Regions from separate parts of the Homo sapiens genome. Here region 1 is linked to region 2. Evidence: chromatin loops called from intact Hi-C (ENCODE). Cell type or tissue: thyroid gland. All regions are shown on one strand. Links, peaks and the distances in the headings refer to the core of each region. The heading gives the core; the rest is flanking DNA.

Region 1 (10,372 bases), core at 1,955-9,954, 93 kb before region 2:
TTTGAGTTTCTGATTAGACTCTCCAAAGGAGGCAATCAGATATGCATTTATCTCAGTCAGCAGAGGGGTGACTTTGAATAGGATGGGAGGCAGGTTTGCCCTAAGCAGCTCCCAGCTTGATTCCTCCCTTTAGCCAAGTGATTTTGGGGCCCCAAGGTATTTTCCTGTCACATTTCCCCAATTTTCTTTTTAAAAATCTTTTGGAGAAAGCATTTTAGAAGAAAATGAGTCTCTGGTCTCAGGTTTTGTCTGGTCTCTCAGGGCAAGGATGGTTTGTTCCTAGAGGGGTAGGTCCTGAGTTATTAGGAAAGCTCATTTTAAGAAGGTTGTGAAGTCTCATGTCCTATGAAGAGAAAGTAGGGGGAGAAAAGGAGAAAACAACAAACAAAAGAACAATCCTGGAAAATCAATATAGGCCACATTACTCTGAAGTCCATACATCAGTAGGCAGGTATGAAAGTGGCTTATGTATGCAAATAGGCTGTTACTTTCTTCTGAAGTTGAAGTTGTCTAGCTTTGGATTACAGGGCTTTATGAAAACACAGCTTAGTTTTCAGTGACTCCAAATTAGGAAAAACAGGAAAAAAAAAGAAGGAAAAAAATTAAAAACATTATTTTGAAGACTTGTAGCCTAGTAAAATTAAAATTCAGTCCAAACTGTAGAAAATAATAAAAATTGAAAAACATTAGGAAAGACTGGAATCTAATAACAGATCCACTATAGTTTTTGAAACTTAATTTTTCTCTCTCCAGTTTCTCATTGCTACTAAAGGCAAATCATGGTATGCCTGGTTTGCTTTATTATACTTGGCCTAATTATTTGTATACAGTGCAGCAAGAATAATTACTTTTTACATAAGCTTTTAAATTGGCTTTGATAGGACTTTGTTCCATGGAAGGAATCTCAGATAAGACTTTAGGCAATCAGATATTTTTAAAGCTGAGCCCAGCCATGGATTTGTACCATCAAATACTTATGAGTTGGGTGATCCTCTCCTCTTGAGGTTCCAAGATAAAACTTGGGGCTCCTAAGCCTGTCAGAAAGTGACATTCTTTACTTACCACAGGTCAGGAACCCTGTACAGGGACTGTGTAGACAAGCACGAGGCCAGTTTTCCAAAGGCACTTTTACTGGCTCTATAAGTCAAGTTTGACTCCTCAAAGGAAAACACACCATTCCAGTAGAAGTGTTGGTAAGGTAACCAGTTGCTCTAATTGTGTCCTATTATAAATGAAAACAGATTCTTACTGCACTTATACACATAACTTTATTGCCATAAGTTAAGAGTAGTTTCCAAACTATTCTTTGGAAACTATTCTTTCCAAACTATTTGGAAACTCACAAATAGTTTCCGAATTCTGGAGAAATCAGGTAGAAAGAAAGCAAATATGATCCAAATTTTGTTCATAGGAGTACACTTTACTCAATTGTTAAAAGCTTTAATGTAAATAGTTTAAAACTTTTCTTGACCCTGAAAAACGAAACAAAGGATCAGCAACTTTTTAAGCAAAAAGTTAAAAATATTACTTCTCCTTGATATTCATGAACATTTCAGATCTCCATGAGCCCTGAAAGTTTTTTCTCTATTCTGATATCACAATCTCCAAAGTTATTAGAAACCTGCATTCAAGAGTACCCATTAGAGTTTCATAGCTGATTATAAAACCACCTTCTAAAGAGGACAAAAACCAAAGAACAATTGTCCATGGATGACAAAAAGTTTTAGGGCAGCCATAGTCAAAGAAACAATTGACAAAGGAATTTGTTACCTCTGTGGCACACAATAATTTAACATAACAATTGTAATTATTACTGATAATGTACAGTAAGTCATATCAGAATTATAGGAGTTTTCCATAATTTTGGAATACATACCAATGACATATTTACACAAGCACAGCCCAAAGAAAACTAAGCACCATTTTATATTTGACAATGTTTCCTGTATAATTTCATACCAAATAAGCCAAATATGTCATTTTTGAACTATAGGGAACATCATATCCTAAAGAATTAATTAGGTCAGAAAAAGACATAATTTATAATTTGATTTGGAAAGTTTGTCAAATATCAAAGGTGTAAAACACTTGATATCACAAAATAGCATCACAGGTCATTGTACATTTCATTTAACCGAAGTGATAACTCAAGAATTCTGAAAAAAGGTGAAAACCTTCACTCTTTGAGAGAGGAGACTTAATTTCCCAAACAATAAGCCCTAATAAAAACAGCATGAAGCCAATTAAATTTGTTTTTCAAAATTATATAAACAATCTATAAAATTTTAATCTTAACCATAAGATATAACTTCCATAAGCCTTTTATAACTTTTATAACCTTTATTAAGCAGTCAATTAATGCTTCAAGAAAACTGTTACTCTGACACAGGGGCCCAGATGCTGGTCTTACATTAGTATGCTTTTGACATTGATGATTAATTTATAGAGAAACTGAACTTATTTTATCTCTCAAAATTGGCCCTTACAATCTCACATGCTCACCTCTTCCATGATAGTCCCTGGGCCTTGAGGAGTTGAATAGCTTTAATTTCTGGCCCTGTGTCTCAAGAATGCAGTTTATTTTGATGGCATTTTCTACAGGGCCTGAAGATGGGGCTTTAATTGCTGTAAGTGTTTAAAATTTAGCAGGGCTTGGTGTACTTTTCAGGCCCAGGAGTCAAAGCCCTGTAACTCAATGTCACAAGCCCTTTGAAAGGGCATACAGAGAGATATGCAGATATAATAACCTTAATAAAAAAATTTATTCTCAGATTTTTTTCCTAAGCAAACCAAAACTTAATAATAATATGACAACTTGATTATATAAAAGTTTTTTAAAAATAAATCCTCTTGTGACATACATAGACTGTTCATGACATGCTTAGACTTTCTGGTTTGTCTTGAGCATCTCTCTGTCTTCAACAACCAGTCATTTTACTTTGGTATTAATTTACCATACAAGAGTCTTTCTTGTATGAAATTATTTCTCTTTAAGCTTTCCTACCAAAAAAAAAAAAAAGTCTTTACTTTTATAACTTTCTTTACATCTTTCTTATTTCCTCGTTCCTTTTACCTTGTTTTATATGTGACCTCTAAATAAGCTTTGAGAACTTCATGTCTAAAACACCAAAAGCAATGGCAACAAAAGCCAAAATTGACAAATGGGATCTAATTAAACTAAAGAGCTTCTGCACAGCAAAAGAAACTACCATCACAGTGAACAGGCAACCTACAGAATGGGAGAAAATTTTTGCAATCTACTCATCTGACAAAGGGCTAATATCCACAATCTACAAAGAACTCCAACAAATTTACAAGAAAAAAACAAAAAATCCCATCAGAAAGTGGGCAAAGGATATGAACAGACACTTCTCAAAAGAAGACATTTATGCAGCCAACAGACACTTGAAAAACTGCTCATCATCACTGGCCATCAGAGAAATGCAAATCAAAACCGCAATGAGATACCATCTCACGCCAGTTAGAATGGTGATCATTAAAAAGTCAGGAAACAACAGGTGCTGGAGAGGATGTGGAGAAATAGGAACACTTTTACACTGTTGGTGGGACTGTAAACTAGTTCAACCATTCTGGAAGTCAGTGTGGCGACTCCTCAGGGATCTAGAAGTAGAAATACCATTTGACCCAGCAATCCCATTACTGGGTATATACCCAAAGGATTATAAATCGTGCTGCTATAAAGACACATGCACATGTATGTTTATTGTGGCACTATTCACAATAGCAAAGACTTGGAACCAAGCCAAATGTCCAACAGTGATAGACTGGATTAAGAAAATGTGGCACATATACACCATGGAATACTATGCAGCCATAAAAAAGGATGAGTTCACGTCCTTTGTAGGGACATGGATGAAGCTGGAAACCATCATTCTCAGCAAACTATAGAGGCTATAGAGGCTGTAATTAAGACTAATACTCTCACTTTACAGGTGAGGAAACTGAGGCTCAGAGATAGAAAACTTGGCCAAAGCCACCCAACTGGTAAGTGGTTACAAGGACAATTGAACCCAAATCTGTTTGACTCCAAAACCAGTGATCTTCATTACTAAACTACACTCTATTCCTTGGATTTATCTCTACTTTTCACTTTTGTATTGAAAAGTATTCTTCATGAGTAATAAGCGCTAAATAAATACTTAGTTGCTCTGGCTAAGAGTAAGACATCACATTTTTTAGAGCTCTTGGAGTTCATGACTCATTTTCAAATTATTACATTTAAATTCTACAACATTCCTGGTGCAAAAGTGGTTTTAATCTCCATTTTATGGAAAAGAAAACTGAGGCTTGGAGATGTGGAGTGATTTCTCCCCAAGCTACAAAATGTATTAGATACATTTTGTGAGGCCCACCATCTACCATCTCACAATGCTTTTATGAGAGAACTTCTTTCCTCTTCTACCCATAATCTACCCATGGGAGGAGGAAGGAATGGGGAGAGGAGATTGGCCACCATGTTTGAGCCAGATGACCCAGGCCCTGGCCAGAACTAATTGGCCCTGGGCTGGACACCTGGCCAAATCTGGGCTCATCACATGCTCCCTCTTTGGGAATTTGGATTCAGAGATCCCAATCAGTATCTGCTGCACTAAAGAGAAGAAAATTTAAAAACTGGAGACCGCACTGTGGAGCAGATAACTCTGTCATGTGGAAATGAGAGAAAAATAAAGCAGCCATATGGATAAGTCCAAGGTGAGCAAACAACCCCTGAAAGATAGCTCTCTGGTGCCTGGTTCCAGCCACTGTAAGGTTTTTCCTGCTTTTGGGTAGCTCAGGGAACCCAAAATTCACCTATTAGACCTGTCTGGGTAGGTAATATTAGACCCTTGGAGACCTGAATGAGAGCAAGTTTCACATAGAGCTTTAGTTTCCAAAGCATTTTCATACATTTACCCTCTTATGTGTACAAATCTTCACACCAACCTCATGAGGTAGGTGGGACTGATACTCCCCACCCCCAATTGAGCCTGAGACTCAAAGAGGTTACATGAATTCTAAAGGCCTTTTCAACTAAAGGGAGAACCAATATTCACACTTGCAACTTCTGGCTGCAGATACTGATCTTTAGACCCGAAACCCAATGTGCTTTCTAGATGTGCATGTTGTTCACTAAATCATATTGTATTCAGAGGCTGAATGTTTAATTCATCATCTGTATCATGAGTTTCTTTCACCTGAAATGTAGGTACTATAAAAGCAGGATGATAACTCTAACATGAGGCCTCAGAACCCAGGCAAAATCCAGCCCATGGAGACTGGGAGTTTTTAAGCAGGTACGCAGACCAGACCAGATCTGGCTTCTTGTAGTGACTCTACTGATAGTTCTCACTCATGAGCTGAAGATGTGTACAGGATTGAATCAAGCTTTTCCAAGATGATGAGAGTTGCCATGGAAAGGGAGAAAAACCCTCCACTGTCACCCGTAGCTCTCCAGACAACTCACTTGTCAACAAATTCCTTATTTCTGTTATTTGTTGTTTGAAGAGGGCTAGACAGCCAGAAACTGGCAGAAATGGAAAGAGAGGCTCTAGGACTGAAACCTGAGCTGCTTCCTACCTTCGCTTCACAGTCACTAGATCACCAAAGCCCCACCCACCTCTCTGCAGAGTCTGCTTGCTACTGCCATGGAAACTACCAATTCCTACCCATGTCAGGGCCTTGGAATGTTGTAGAGGGCTGCAGGATCTGGGGCTCCTAAGAGATTCTGGAACTCAGTGATCTACTGATACTATTTCACCTCGTGTATACATCAGATTGCCTCCTGGACTTTGCTGGAAATCTAGCCACTTTATTTGGGCAATGCGTTTTGAAAGCCAAGCAAACTTTTGACACACAGCCCTTTCAAAATTTGCAAACTCCTGTATATGAATTTGGTAACTGACAGTTTTTTTAAAAAAACACTAATTCATATCTTTGCATCTGTGTTACGTAAATACTTGAGGATTAATAGCTTTATCAGATTAGAGGCATTATCATTTGTTAACGAATTGGTCAAAGCCTCAGCTCCATGGACTATCCAGGTCACCAGAATTTTGAAATATAAACCATGGCACTCATCTTCTGCTGTTGAGGGTGAATCCCTTTCTTCTCTTTCATGAAAAATGTCTTTTTTTCTATTTGGACATGTTCAATAAATCATCAAACCGAAATTCTCCTTTTTAAAACTCTCAGGCTGAGAGAAATTTCAGCTTAAAACCTCACTTTAAACAAAAACAGTTAAATAGGCAACAAAAACAGAAATAAACCAGTGAGACTACATCAAACTAAAAAGTTGCTGCATAGCAAAACAATCAACAGTGAAAAGATTGAGCTAGGTGTGGGGGGTTCATACCTGTGGGCCCAGCTACTTGGAAGGCTAAGGCAGGAGGATTGCTTGAAGCCTAGGAGTTTGAGTCCAGCCTGGGCAAATAGACCCTGTCTCTCAAAAAAAAAAAAAAAAAAAGGACAAGTGGGAGTAAATGAAGAAAATGTGGATGCAAGGAGGGGAATGACAGGCACTGGGGCCTACTTGGTGGAGGATAAGAGGAGGGAGAGAATCAGAAAAAAAAAATATCTATTGAGTACTACGCTTATTACCTGGGTGATGAAATTATCCGTACGCCAAATCCCCATGACATGCAATTTACCTATATAACAAAACTGCACCTGCACCCCTGAAACTAAAAGTTAAAAAAAGAAAAACTCAAATAATATGGCATTTCTGCAAAAAGGCATATTTTGCCTTCAGTTCCAAAAGGCATATTATTGAGATTGCCAAAAATAGAAAGTATGGCCCATTCATTAAATCTTTAGCATGAATAAATGTGAATCTGATATTTTTTAAATCTCAAAATAAATACATAAAATTTTTTTTAAAAAAAGAAATCACTGTAGGATCCTTCCCAATAGTCAGCTTTCTGGACATTTTTATAACATCATTCAATTTGCAAATTCAGTAAACAGTACTTTCCAAGACCATGTTTATTATATGGATATGGGTACAGCTGTGGCACTTAGTTATCAAAAAATTTTAAAGCCTCATGTAGCTCTGGATAAGCTTCCAAATCTATAAATCTATAAAGTACAACTTTTGGTTGTACTTTATGCACATATTCAACTTCCTAAAACCTAAAAGTTGATTGGAAAACTTCACAGATAGTTACACTCAAAACACATTGTCTAATAAACAAAGCAAGTCCCAGAATAATGCAGCACATATACAGCATGTTGCTATTTACGTCTATTTATGTCTAAAATATTAAAATACACATTTTTGTGTGTATGTGTATATGTGTGTGTGCACACATGCAAAAGAATAGGAAAAGGGAAAAACACTCATTGGCTGACACCAGCTACCTGTGGGAAGAGGTATGGAACAGGAGCCAAGGGAGACTTTTAATTTTGACTCTACGTGGCATTTGCTTGAATTTTTCACATACATGTATTGCTTTAGTGATTTAAAGGATTTATTGTTCTTTTAAAACTGTCCTAACTGGTCAGGCTTGGTTAGTGAGAGAAGCAGGTTTCTAAGATGCTTACACAAAAGAGATTGTAATTATACTGAGAGATTACAATCATTTAAAGGTGGCTGTGAGCCACCAGGTATCTCAAGCATATCTTTCTTTCAAAGTTAACAATATCTCTGCCAAACTCGCCTGATAAACAACAGAATTATTTTCATTTTTTTTTTGTTTCCAACCAAGTAATCTACTAAGTCATCTTGTGGTGGTGAGAAGGGCCCAGGGTAGGGAGGGGAGCAGTGTGAGATGCTGGACATGTGCTATAACCCCTCTGGATCTCAGGGTTCTCCAACATCCATGGGCAGGTTAATCAAGGTCTATCCAACTAAAACGTCTGTCTGCAGTGGGCAGATGATCAATCTTGTAAGTGGCCTGTGCACATAGGCCTGCAGTGCCTACTTTGTACAAAGGCCCCGACCATCATGCCTGCCAATATAGATTCTCAGAACCAAAATGACCTGCAGACTATACCATGGCTTTGGATGAGACATCAGCATTAATTCAGCAGAGTCTGTAGACAAATGTGAGAACTATTAATACACAGGAACCAACATCTAAAGAGGCTGGCCCACACTGTCATCTTAAAAAATGGAATTAATTGCCAGTCTTTAAAAATCAGATGATTTCATAGGAGGGAAGGTAAATTAGTACAGCCATTATGGAAAATAGTATGGAGGTTCCTCAAAAAAACTAAACTAGAACAACCGTATATGATCCAGCAATCCCAGGAATGGGTATATACCAATATATCCAAAGGAAATGAAATTGATGTATCAAAGAGATATCTGCACCTCCATGTTCATTGCAGCATTATTCACAACCACCAAGATATGGAATCAACCCAAGTCTTTATTATGTATGAATGGGTAAAAAATGTGGTATGTAACACAAAATGAAGTATGTCAGCCTTAAGAAGAAAATCCTGTCATTTGTGACAGCATAAATGAATCTAGAGGACATTAAGTGAAATAAGCCAGACACAGAAAGACAAATACTTAATGATCTCTTTTATATGTGGAATCTGAAAAAGTTGAACTCATATAGGCAGAGAGTAAAATGGTGGTTACTAGAGCCTGAGGGTGTTGGGAGAGGTGTTGGTCAAAAGATACGAAATTTCAGCTAGACAGAAGGAATATGGTCAAGAGATCTATTGTACATCATGGTGACTGGAGTTAATACGAAAGCAGATTTTATGCTTGAACCCGGGAGGCGGAGGTTGCAGTGAGCTGAGATCACGCCACTGCACCCTAGCCTGGGCGACAGAGCAAGACTCTGTCTCAAAAAAAAAAAAAAAAAAAGCAGATTTTAAGTGTTCTTGCCACACAGAAATTAGTATGTGAGGTAATACATATGTTCATTAGCTTGATTTAGTCATTCCACATCATAAACACGTTTCGAAACATCCTGCTGTATGCCATAAATATATAGAATTGTTGTCAATTTGAAAAAATAAAGAAGTGGAAAATAAAATATCAGATGATTTTATGTAAAATATAGATCTCTATCTTCACCTTAAAAAGCTGGAAGATCTGACATCCCTGGGCCAACATTCACTGTGAAGAATCTCTCAAGCTGATCATCTGCTGCTCTCTTTGGGCAAGGCGTTACTGTGGGCTTTTGCACAGTTCTCACCACTTCGTATTATTTTATATCTTGCCCCATCACTTATTTTATTGCCAGCTTGCCCCCGGAAGTATTTGCATTTTCAACCACTCCATTTAAAACAAGAAAGTCCAGTTAACAATGTTGTTCATTTGGAGGATGTATTAGTCCATTTTCACACGGCTGATAAAGACATACCGGAAACTAGGTTAATTTATAAAGAAAAAGAGGTTTAATGGACTTACAGTTCCACATGGCTGGGGAGGCTTCATAATCATGGTGGAAGATGAAAGCCACATCTTTCCTGGTGGCAGACGAAAGAGAATGAGAACCAAGTGAAAGGGATTTCACCTTATAAAACCATCAGATCTCCTGAGACTTATTCACTATCACGAGAACAGTACGGGGGAACCACCTCCATGACTCGATTATCTCCCACCGGGTCCCTCTCACAACACGTGAGAATTTTGGGAGCTACAATTCAAGATTTGGGTGGGGACACAAGCCAAACCATATCAGAAGAGTCTCAACATTCAATCCAAAAAGAAATCAACAGTCCTCCGCCTAGAATCTAGAATGCAGTGGAAGAGACTGCAGCGGCATCTGTATCATCTAATTTAGTCATATGTTTGGTCTCCAAATCTTCTTGCCTTTTTTAGTATAATTAGTGTCTGTTAGCAAACAATCCTGTATCTGAATTTCCTTATGTGTGTTTAAATTTTACCCATCTTGACATTTGCAGCAGCTTCTCTCAAGGGGAGTCAATATGTTTACTGGAAACTTTAATAAGGTATGTAGTCTTACTTAAATAACAAATACTTATCTACTCAGAAGAATAATTAACAGAATACTAGTTTATAATTTTCGTGCATAGTGCTTTCTCATTGCTAATAACAGGCTTCTTTTTATTGCTAATAATGCCCTTTCTATTACTAATAATGCTGAGAGGCAACATGAGCTGGTGGAGCAGGTTTGAGTCAGGCACACTTGGATTCAAACCCAGGTCTCCTAGTCCTTGGGCATTTCTGTTTCCTTCTCTGTGCCCCAGGTTAACTATCTAGACAATTAGGATACCTTTCTTGAAGGGTCATTTTAGGAAGTTAATGAGATGCTTCTTTCTTCCTTACTTTAACTGTAATAGGAATTTCTGCAGATCTCCAAACATTTTCCTATCTGCGCCATTGTAGAGATGATTTCCCCTGCATCATTAGGCTAATTCATAGTTGTAACCATTCTATTAGGTGAAATTA
Region 2 (10,372 bases), core at 1,091-9,090:
TTACACTAGTTAGGAGCTGTAAGATATTACTGCTTTTGGTTTCACTTTAACCAAATCTGTGACTTTGTGGTAGCTCCATGGTCCTCAACCAGAGACATTTTTGGTTGTCACAACTGGGGAGAGGTGTTACTGAGATCAAGTGTGTAGAGGCCAGAGATGCTGCTAAACATTGAACAATGCCCAGAACAGCCCCACATCAAAGACTTATCCAGCTCCAAATGTCAATTATGCTGAGCTTGAGAAAGCCCAGTGTCATCCTACACTCTGTTCCTCAAGTCTGTCATTCAATGGTGAGAATGCATAATAAAGTGAAGCTTCAAAATCTTAAGTGTTTTGCCCATATGCACACCATATTCAAACATACAGACCTTCAGAACTATTTTTAGTCACTTGGTATGGAGGCCACACTAGCCCTCCTGTTCATGTGCTTCTCTTCTCCCAGATACTCTGTTTTAAATATGTCCTACATCAGCATTACGTCTCATCTCAGCACACAGCTACTCAAGGCTTAAAGCACAAGAACCCAGTTTAACACTGCATAAATGAGCATTTTCAGGCTTTTCCCAATCATACAACTAAATGAGGGAAAGAGGACAGAAAGCCACTTCCTATAGTTAGGTTAGTGTCACTTTGTAATATTCCAAGGCCAGACTAAGGCCTTCTCAGGATGTCCCCTCAACCCACCCTCTCTGATCACCACCCCATCACTAAGTGAAATGCTTAAAAAATTGAAAGAATGTTATTACCCCAAGTAATAATTACAAAATTAAAAACTAGGAAATGGAAAATAGTGGGTTTTAATGAGCTTCACTTAAAGCCCTTCAAACTGAAGACATCACATTCACTATTAGCATGGAGTAAAACATTTATTTTCAAATGTCATAGAAACAATATTTATAAGTCCTCTTCTCCACCTCTTGTGTGGTGATTTACTGATTTCTCTCTTTCTTTCCTTCTTTTTCTTCAGCTTGCTTCCCATCCAGTCATCCTTTTTCACAAACATTCCCTGGGGCATCTTGCTGTCTTCTGCAGAGAAACTGAAAAAAAAGTAGGAACATTCCCAGCTGTGGGAATCCAGAACATTCCAAAGTCATCTTTTCTTTTGTTGAGGGGGAAGGTGGGTTCCCTGCTCATAGGGTGAGGCCCAACCTGGAGAAATCGGGGGACAGACTTTCTGGTTAGGAGTATCTGAACACCACCCCTCAGTTGGTCCTCAAGCCCACCACTCCTGTCACCTACCCAGTGCTTCTTAAGCCTTATTTCTTGCTACCCGGTCCAGTTGATCTTCTGTTTTCATTAAATCAAGAGGACCTGTCCCATGTTACCCCTGGAGTTTCAGCTCTCTACATGTGTACGTTAAAAGTTTAAGTGGACGAAGCCAGTGAGGGAGCCCAGGAACTCGGTTTAAGCCGCACTTTGACAGTCTGTGAATCTGTTTGACAACTTTCTCCCCTCTCTGCCTCTGTGAACGCCTGTGCACCAACGAAATAGCCACCTAGATCCGCTGTGGTCAGCGTCAGGAAAACAGCAAGACCCAGCTATGAATCTGTTGTCTTCGTCCTCCTTTAAATCTCAGCAATATTTCAGAGAGAGAGAGAGGGAGAAAAAAAATACTGTTCAGCTCAAAAATTTCCTCTAAATGATACAAGGAAAACGCCGCCGTTCCGTTTGTACCCTAGATGTGGGCTGCAGGGCTGCCTGGGCTCTGCTAACAAAAGCACAAAGCGTGAATGGCCTGGTGATGGCTGTTTTTTCGCCCATGGACGGAGAGATGAGATCACGATTTTCACGAAGAGAAGAAACCGCCGCTGCCAGGCGGTTGAGGCTGCCGTTTCCCCTCCCCGCGCGGGTCCCGCATTACATCACTGGTGAGCTCTGGCTTGGGGGTGGGTGGGTGAAAACGAGGCTTCGCCAGGGACCCAGCCCCCGGGCGAGGAGGATAAACAGAAACACACTGGTGGGGAGGTCGTGTCGAGGAAGAGAAAGAAGGAAAACTCAGGAACCGGTTTCCTGCCACCACCCCGCGTAGGGGGCGGGGGACTGCTGGGGTAAAAGGCAACATCTTTATAAGCAGCCGCACCCCAAATCTCCTTCCCGAGCGCCTCCAGGCCGCCCTCAACTCCCAATTTCAAGTCCAACAAAAACCGATATCCTAAGCTGCTGGGAAAGCTGCGTTGAGAAGGCCGAGGGGGACTGCAGAGGAGCCCAGGGACGGGGAGGGACCGTGGTGCACGCGCCGGGGGCGGGGGACGGGGAGGCGGGAGGGGGAGGCGGTCGCTGCTGCGCCCCCGCCTGGCCCAGCCAGCGGTGCCTCCCCCGCCAGGCGACAGCAGTCAGAGGGGGGAGGCAGAAGCGCCTCCTCCCCGCCCGGAGCCCAGGCGGCGGTGCAGGGGGAGGAAGGCACCTCACCTTGCCCCCGATGAGGGGCGGATCATGCCATGGCAGCGCCGGCGAGCGACAGCGGCGGCAGCCAGCAGAGCCCAAGCAGCAGCCCCGGGAGCCGGGAGGGAGCTGGGGTCGCCGCGAAGGGAGCCCCGGACTGCGGAGACGCAGGAGCCCGGGACGCAGCGGAGACGGTCTCCGGCCTCCCTCCGCTTGAGGACTACGAGTGCAAAATCTGCTACAACTACTTCGACGCGGACCGGCGCGCGCCCAAGCTGCTGGCGTGCTTGCACACCTTCTGCCAGGAGTGCCTGAGCCAGCTGCAGCTCCGCGCCGCCGCCGCCGCCGCCGCTGCCGCCGCGCCTGAGCGCCCGCCGCGCCCGCCGCCCTGGCTCTGCCCGCCCGGCGCCATCGCGTGCCCGGTGTGCCGCCACCGCACGCCGCTGCCCGACAGCCGCGTGCACGGCCTGCCCAACAACACCAAGCTAGCCGAGGCCTTCCCGCTGGCTTTGCGCGCAGCGCACGACCCGCTGCCCCAGGACCGCCTCCCGCCGCTGCCCGCGCGCCTGCCCGCGCCCGCTGCTGCCCCGCCGCCCACCCCGGCCCCGCCACCGCCGCCCTCCCCCGCCCCACCGCAGCCGCCGCCGCCGCCGCCTGCCGAGGACGCGGCCCCCGGGCCTCGAGCCCGCCCCGGCCTGCGCGCCCCGGGCGCCTACGACAGCTGCCAGAACTGCAAGCGCGCGGCGCTCACCGCTGGCTGCGTGTGCGTGGTCTTCTCCTTCCTCTCCATGGTGGTGCTGCTCTTCACCGGCCTCATCTTCGTCAACCACTACGGCGGCGGGGGAACCCCCGGAGGCGGGGCGCCCCCTGGCGAGGCACCGGCCACCGGGTCGCCCTCGCCCTCGCCCGTGGGGCCCATCTGCCTGTCGGTGGCCAGCATCCTGGCACTCTTCTCGGTCGTTGTCACCTGGGTCATCTGCTGGCTCAAGTATCGGCCCGAGGGTGCGGCCGCGGGCTCGACGGGGGGCAGCGGCGGCGGCGGCGGCCCGAGGGCACGGGCTGCGGCGGGCGGCGCGCGGAGGAGCGACACATAGCCGGGCCACGCCGCGGAACCGGCGCCTGCACCTCCAGCCCCGCGTGGCGGGAGAAGAGGGGGCCTCTGGCTCGGTGCGCTCGAGCTTCTGCACCCTCTCCCTGCTGCCCCCGGGCTCTCCTGGACTCACACTCTCTCCCAACTCGGCCACTGAGGAGCCTCGGTTTTCTGTCCCTCGGGCTTCTGTCGCCCCTCGCCCTTCGCGCTGGGCCAGAGAGGGAAACTGAACAGGAAGGGATGTTGGTGGGGGGGGGGGGTCTCTTTTGCCTGGACTGTGCAAAATTGACCTCCGCGTTATGCACCACCCTCGTCCTCGTCAGAATGTGCGGCCATCCCTCCCTAGAGCACAAAGATCTGCAGAGACGAAGCAAGGGGAGGGGGAGCCCCACCGCCCCGCCTGAAAGCTGGTTTTCTGGCCGCCAGGACTTGAGAGTTTCTTTAAAGGTGCAGCTGCGCGCGTGCACACGTGCATCTGTGGCGGCTGTGAATGGACTTGAATTGCCCGGAGGAAGAATGAATGGGATGTAAACGTGAGAGGAAAAGGATTTCCTGCTTCCTAGCGGTCCTGGAAAGGGAGAGATCCTGAGCGCTGAGAGTGACGGACACTCCCCGCCGGCACAGCGCGGGCGTGCCCGGAGCTCAGGCAGCAGCTGGGCGCGATGGGGCAGGTGCACGGCGCGCGTGCGCGATCGGAGCCGACTCGGAGTGGCCGAGGCTGCGGCGCGCCCAGGGCGGTGGGCCCTGTTGCCCATGGCCGGGTGTTGTCTGGAGCAGAGCCTAGAAGTCTCATCTCCTGGAAGCTTGTGGTTGTTTTATTCACGGTGTTACTGCCAGGAAGTCTTCTGTAACTAGACTCAGGGAGCTTAAAGAGCCTGTTCTCCCTTCTCTCAAAAGTGGCTTACGGTTGCCCCCACCTGGAAGATATTGAAAGCTATTCACACAGAATATAAACTAGATTTTCTCCTTCCCCTCGCCTTTTTTTCTTAATTTCATTTAACATATAATTTATTTTTGAATATATAAATCTGGAAATTTTTGTGCATTAAGATTTCCAGAAAATTGTTTGATAAGCAGTGACATTATTCCCATACCTCGAGTCCAAATACATTTCGAAATTAGGAGCAGAAAATAAAAGCCTGTTGGTAATTGATTCAATATTTTATACTGTGAAATAACTAATGACTTTTAATTATCTGATAAAATATAAACTAGTGCCCAAACATGAAATCAACTAACTGAAGGTCTTTCTGCCTTTGGCTACAAAAGATATATATCGTATACACTTATTAGAAAGTATTATATGATTTTGAATTTAGCTGTTTGATATTGTTGGAATTACTGAAATGTTCACATACAGTCACATGAGATGAAAAAGAATATATATCTATCTGATTTTGTAACTACAAAGATGAATTGCCAGTATATGTTGCAAGTGGGTTAGATGCCTTTTTTTTTAAGAAGGAAAACTGTTCCAAATGTATTTTATATGAAAACATTCTTTATTCCATCTTTTGAAATTTGGAATAAGACAAAGTTTTCATGCTTAAAAATCACAGAATCTACTGAAGGTATGCTATTATTCCTCGAGTATTTATGCAAGCTGTCTGCATGATATCCTGACACTATTCTATTAATTGAACTTGAATCGAGCATTTGTATCTATCATAGGAGTGAAGTAATTTATTGGCCATTGATAAGTGGTTTGGCTGCAATGTAGAAACTACAGTATGAAGTGTTTTATGTCTGCATTGTCTTAATAATAAAAACAAGAGGTATTTATAGAAATATCTATTTTCATGACATTAATTTCATGGTAAAATTGCTCCATTATTTGTGTGGCACTTCTCTTCCTTAAATACATGTCCCCTTCTAAATCCAAATTTCACATTTTTAAATGGGGCTGAGAGAGAAATAACTCACACATGGAAATGTGCGTTGCTAAGATGGGCATTTAGTGGGATTATTTCTAGGAATAATGACCCTGGAAGGCCCAGTGAGATCTGTTGTATTCTGAAGAGAGAAGTAACTTACATATTTACTACCACAATGTCCACTAAAACTAAACTCTGTTGTCAGACTTTGTTCTTGCCTTCTATGAAATGTTTTTAGGTTTCTATTACTAAAAGTCACTTTTCAGAACTTAGTTTTAATTTATTTATACCCCCATGTCTTGTGTTTTACTTCTATATCCATTTTTACCTCTTATTCATTCTTTATTTACCTCCATTACTAAGATTCTGTTTGCACTAAAAACTGTTGAGTTGCACAAGTGCAGCTACACATGTATATATGTATGTATTAGGTTTATGTTTAAAGATATATTATGTATAAAATATATGCATACTGGTAACAACTTGGCTTTGTGGCTGTAACCATTGTACATGTGTACACACACATGAGTTTTTTATGTGTGCTAAACTGGCAACCTAGAAGTCTGTCTAAGGTTACTTTGGGCACCAGGTTTCTTTTTAGAGTTTATTTGTGCTCCAGAGAAGTATGCCAATAATGTAACCTAAAAGATTCCTCATAACTGAGAAATACATTCTTGAATCACCTCGATGGCAACAGAAGCCACATTTTGCTTCTATTATAGATTGCACGTGTAAATTTCATGTAATTGAAATTTGAGTTAGAATACTTTGAAGTCAAAGAGACACACTTAGCAGATCAGTATCTAAACATGGAGAGAGATTTTCTGTGGCTTACCATGCTTTATTGCTAATTTCTGATTTTGCCATCAGGAACTGAGTGGCAGGATGTGGTCATGGAAAATATCTGTCTGGTTTCTAGTGGTTATCTGGCATTCAGGTCTCTCTCCCCTCTCTCCATTCAGCAGATTGGGTTTAATCATTTATATTTACGTGGAAACACCTATACACCAGCACCTTAGACAAAGCAGGAGTTTAAGAAGTAATTGTTGAAATAGCAAGTAAGTTGTCTGGAGGATTCCTGGTGAAAGTGGTATTTTTTTTTCCCTTCCCATGGCAACTCTTCATCTTGGAAAAGCTTGATTCAATCCTGGACACCTCTACTACCAGTAGAGTCACTACAAAAAGCCAGGCCTGGTCTGGTCTCTGTACCTGCTTGGAAACTCCTGGTCCCCATGGGCCACATTCTGCCTAGGTTCTAGGGCTACAGGTTAGACTCATCATCATGCTTTCATAGGATCTACATTTCAGGTGAAAGAAACTCATGATGCAGGTGGCGAATTAAACATTCAGTCTCTGAATACAATATGATTTAGTGAACAACAGGCACATCTAGAAAGCACATTGGATTTGGGGTCAGTATCTGCAGGCAGGAGGTGTAAGCCTGAACATTGGTTCTCTCTTTAGTCGGAAAGACCGTTAAAAATCATTTAACCTCCTTTGAGTCTCAGGCTCCCCATCTATAAAATTAGGGGTGGGGAGTATCAGCGCCCCCTACCTCATGGAGTTGGTGTGAAGATTTGTACACATAAGAGGGTAAATTCATGAAAATTCTTTGGAAACTAAAGCCCTATATGGACCTTGCTTTTATTTAGGTCTCCAAGTGTCTAATATTACCTCCCCAGAGAGGTCTGCCCTGGCCACTCTATTCCCAGTGGGTATCTATCCCAGTTTTACTTTCTTAATGAGATTTACTTTGTATAATATGTGTTATACTGTTTGCAGTAGTCTTAGTTATCAGTTGCATTTTTCATCACTCTCCTGCAGAATGTAAAGACATAAACAGGAACTTTGTCTATCTGGTCATCCATTTGATCTGCAAAGCCTTAACCAGTTCTGGGCACATAGTGAGTGGCTGATAAATGTTCTGTTGAGTCTGCTGAAGGGACACTCTGGAATTAATCTTAAGTGACTTGGCTTTCCAGACTCACACTGACCATAACTCCTGAGATCCTGGGAGGCTTAGGTAAATAGTTTCCTTCCCTACTTCATAAGAATTTTTGAAAGGCAAAAAAAAAAAAATACTTATGGCAAGCACTTTGAGTTTTGAGAAAAATTAGCACTATAACAGTGGAACTCTTACTGTTTTATATTCAGCGATAGGAACCGCTAGAGAGACTAAAGGACATTTGGCCTCCATTTTTAATCAGTTCTGCATTGTGTGACATTTTAAGGTATCTTTGTGAACATGTCTACATTGTCGCCTCCAAGGCTAGCAGCACCTGCGTAACTGGGAAAAAAGCACATTGCAGTGGAATTTCCAACATGAGAAAAAGATCTATTAAATTTCTTACTATTTGTTACTCCCTGTTTTCTTAAGTATTCAATCTTTGCCGTTTTAATAAATCGTTATTCATAGAATTGCTAATTTTATGATCTTAATAACTAAGCAATTTCCCAGTTATTATGATCTTAATAACTAAGTAATCCCCCAGTTATTCTGTGATTCAACTCGTACCCTCTTTAATCATTTAATTCCTGTTAGCTATATTTGTATTTCACATTTCTGCTATTATACAAAGATGATGAAATTCACTTTATGGACAATGAACTGCATGCTTGCTAAATATGCATTACACGTCTTCCTTTGAAATCATATGTTTTTTATTGTATTTGTTATAGTGCAAGTTTGTTTGAGGAGCAGCTAATATTTACAGTAGTATCTATTTCTGAAATGAATGTTAGAAATGACTGCAGCCAGATCTTAGTTTGAAGTTATGTGAATGAAGAAAGTGTAAGAAATTGAATTTATCCTCTGCTAGAGATCTCTTTTGATTTTCCATATAAGATAAGCTTTGTAATATATATTGGCATTGTTTCATCCAATCAGTTTTGATTCTAAGCCTTCTGTACTCTTAAGCGGACTGAAATATGCCAAAGAAAAACAAGTTTGTTTCTGTGATGAATTCACAATAATTTCTGATTATAAAATATACTTGGAGAAGTAAGAATATTCAATGCCTAATTTCCAAGAATATTCCTAGGAGCTGAGGAAGAATGTGCACACTTCCTTTTTTTTTTTTTTAAGCTGCCTTTGCATGTAAAATTGGATTATCTTTGGTTTAGAAATACCACATCTCCATGGGGTTGAGTGGGGGATATTGAAGTAGGAAGAGAGTGGAGAAAATATGCAAAAAGTTCCCTTAGCTTTTAATCTTACAAAACATACCACAAAATAAACAGAAGAGAGCATGTTTAATCACTGCAAGAATAGAACAATTTTATTTCAACAACTATGATTTCAAGAACTGTGGTAATATGTGGTCCACTCAGCTATCTCATAGCACATAAACAAGTATTCTCCATCATATATAAATAACACATTTGTGTCACTACTGTGTGACTTTAAAAATATTTTGTAGTCAAATTTGAGAGGTAGAGAGCAGGTTCTATCTGATGCAAAGTTTGGGGAAGAATTACCTTCCAGTGAGAATTGACAGTCTTTGCTCGGAAAAAAATTGGAGGGCCAAGTTCCGCAAGGCAAATGATTTGTCCCTAGAAGCTCATTTCCTATTAAATTCACACATAGCAAATTTATCCACCGACGTGAGCTTTATGGAGGTTCTCAACCCTATTAGCACGTTAGAATTACCTGGAGAGCCTTAAAAAGAAATTACAGAAGCACCCTTCCTGCCCCCAGAGACATATATTTAATTGGTCGGGGCAGCGGAGAAGGAGATGCATCGGTATTTTTTAAAGGCACCCCATGTGAGATTATTGTGCAGCCAAATTTGAAAGCCATTATATTTAACGTATTTACTGAAAGGCGACTGTCTTCCTAATCTCACTTTAATGAACTAAACGCCACCAGGTGCCCTATCTTAGAAACCGATTGGGAGATGCTGAGGCAATGCTTAGATTTTGAGTTTTGGAAGTGGTCTTGGATCACCAAAGGAGGGTTATTTAAACGTTGCTTCTCTCTCTCTCTCTCTCTCTCTCTGACACACACACACACACACACACACACACACACACACGCACGCACACTCCGGTTACCTTTGCGTTCTCAGGAAGGTTAAGTAAATACTTGCACCGGCATTTGGCTGCTGGGCTCTTTTCTCACATGGGCGGGGTGGCGGTTGCTCCTTCCCCCATCAGGGGGCTTTTCTGTGGGCTTCCCCATCCCCCACAAAATAGGTGCTTTCCAAGTCCCCCGTGTCATCAAAATGCAGTGACAACGAGGGGATTTGAGGACGGATTATGCGGATAATCAGGGAAGTCTCGAGGTTAAATTAACAAAACATCGCCAGTGATAGATGTGGGTGTCATCGCCAGTGACAGCTGAAAGGGGAATCTCAGCTTGTCGGCTGGTCGCTGACAGCTGCCGACGGGCGAGCTGATCTAGCGCAGAGTCCTGTTTTAAAATACTCGCCAGGAGATCTGTTAAAAAGATCCTTTTTAATAGTAGCCATTCAGCGTGTAAATTATTTCCACGCTCTTGGGTGCAGGTATACTTCGGTTTGCACAGAGGCCGAGCTTCCGGCAGTCGGTGGGAAGCGGGGGATTACCTCCATTTCTCTCCTTGTGGGTGCGCACGCCGGCGGTGGCTCGCAGCTGAGCCCAAGGGGCAGGGCGCGCGGACCGAGGACTGGAGCCCCTGCTTACTCTGCGACCGCAGCCCGGGGCAGCCACTGCCACTGGGACACCGGGGGAGGCTCTCGGGTGGAAGGGCAGAATCCTGCACCCTGGAGCTGGCTGGGTCTTCCTCCTCCCCTGCAGCCTCTCCGACTGCAAAGGACCCAAGGCCGCCCGGGGTGACAGGCGTTGAGCCCCTCTTGGCCGGGCCAACGACGCTTTAGGCTGTCCCGTTCGTCCCACTTGCCAGCTCCATTACGGGTTAGTTTGAGATCGGAAAGGCAGAGGAGGGCTTGGGGACAAATCGAAGGCACAAGGACGCTGTCATGATCCCACTTATCACGCGTGGAGGGAACCAGAGGCCACACTATCTTGCCAACCCCATCACTCGGCA

What was found. Hi-C counts contacts between places; a loop is a spot of excess contacts. Peaks named below come from ENCODE experiments on the same cell type or tissue, not always from the same donor. Only the 100,000 strongest peaks of a DNase experiment are listed, where the experiment ranks them.
Region 1: it touches region 2 in a loop (2.2-fold over the local background); 3 of 110 quality-filtered maps call a loop at or near these places.

The regions. Positions count from the first base shown.
Region 1 is chr2:222,406,000-222,416,371 of GRCh38, reverse strand. No RefSeq gene overlaps it. Among named protein-coding and RNA genes, the nearest start is that of SGPP2, 13 kb to the left of the region's middle. In thyroid gland, for the core only: no CTCF peak of the experiment used is centred there; a DNase peak (open chromatin) is centred at 5,611; H3K27ac peaks cover 2,399 bases.
Region 2 is chr2:222,312,132-222,322,503 of GRCh38, reverse strand. It overlaps RNF228 (ring finger protein 228), which reads left to right and starts at 2,349. Exons shown (of 1, transcript NM_001395871.1): 1 at 2,349-8,356. The coding sequence starts at 2,439. The coding sequence ends at 3,476. CT75 (cancer/testis associated transcript 75) reads right to left here and starts at 4,033. Exons shown (of 4, transcript NR_136642.1): 1 at 3,134-4,033. RefSeq lists silencers at 2,169-2,478, 3,119-3,448 and enhancers at 3,919-3,968, 3,745-4,340. In thyroid gland, for the core only: CTCF peaks have their summits at 3,261 (motif pointing left) and 4,389; DNase peaks (open chromatin) are centred at 1,915, 2,643, 3,243, 4,283 and 4 weaker places; H3K4me3 peaks cover 2,603 bases; H3K27ac peaks cover 1,095 bases; H3K27me3 peaks cover 327 bases.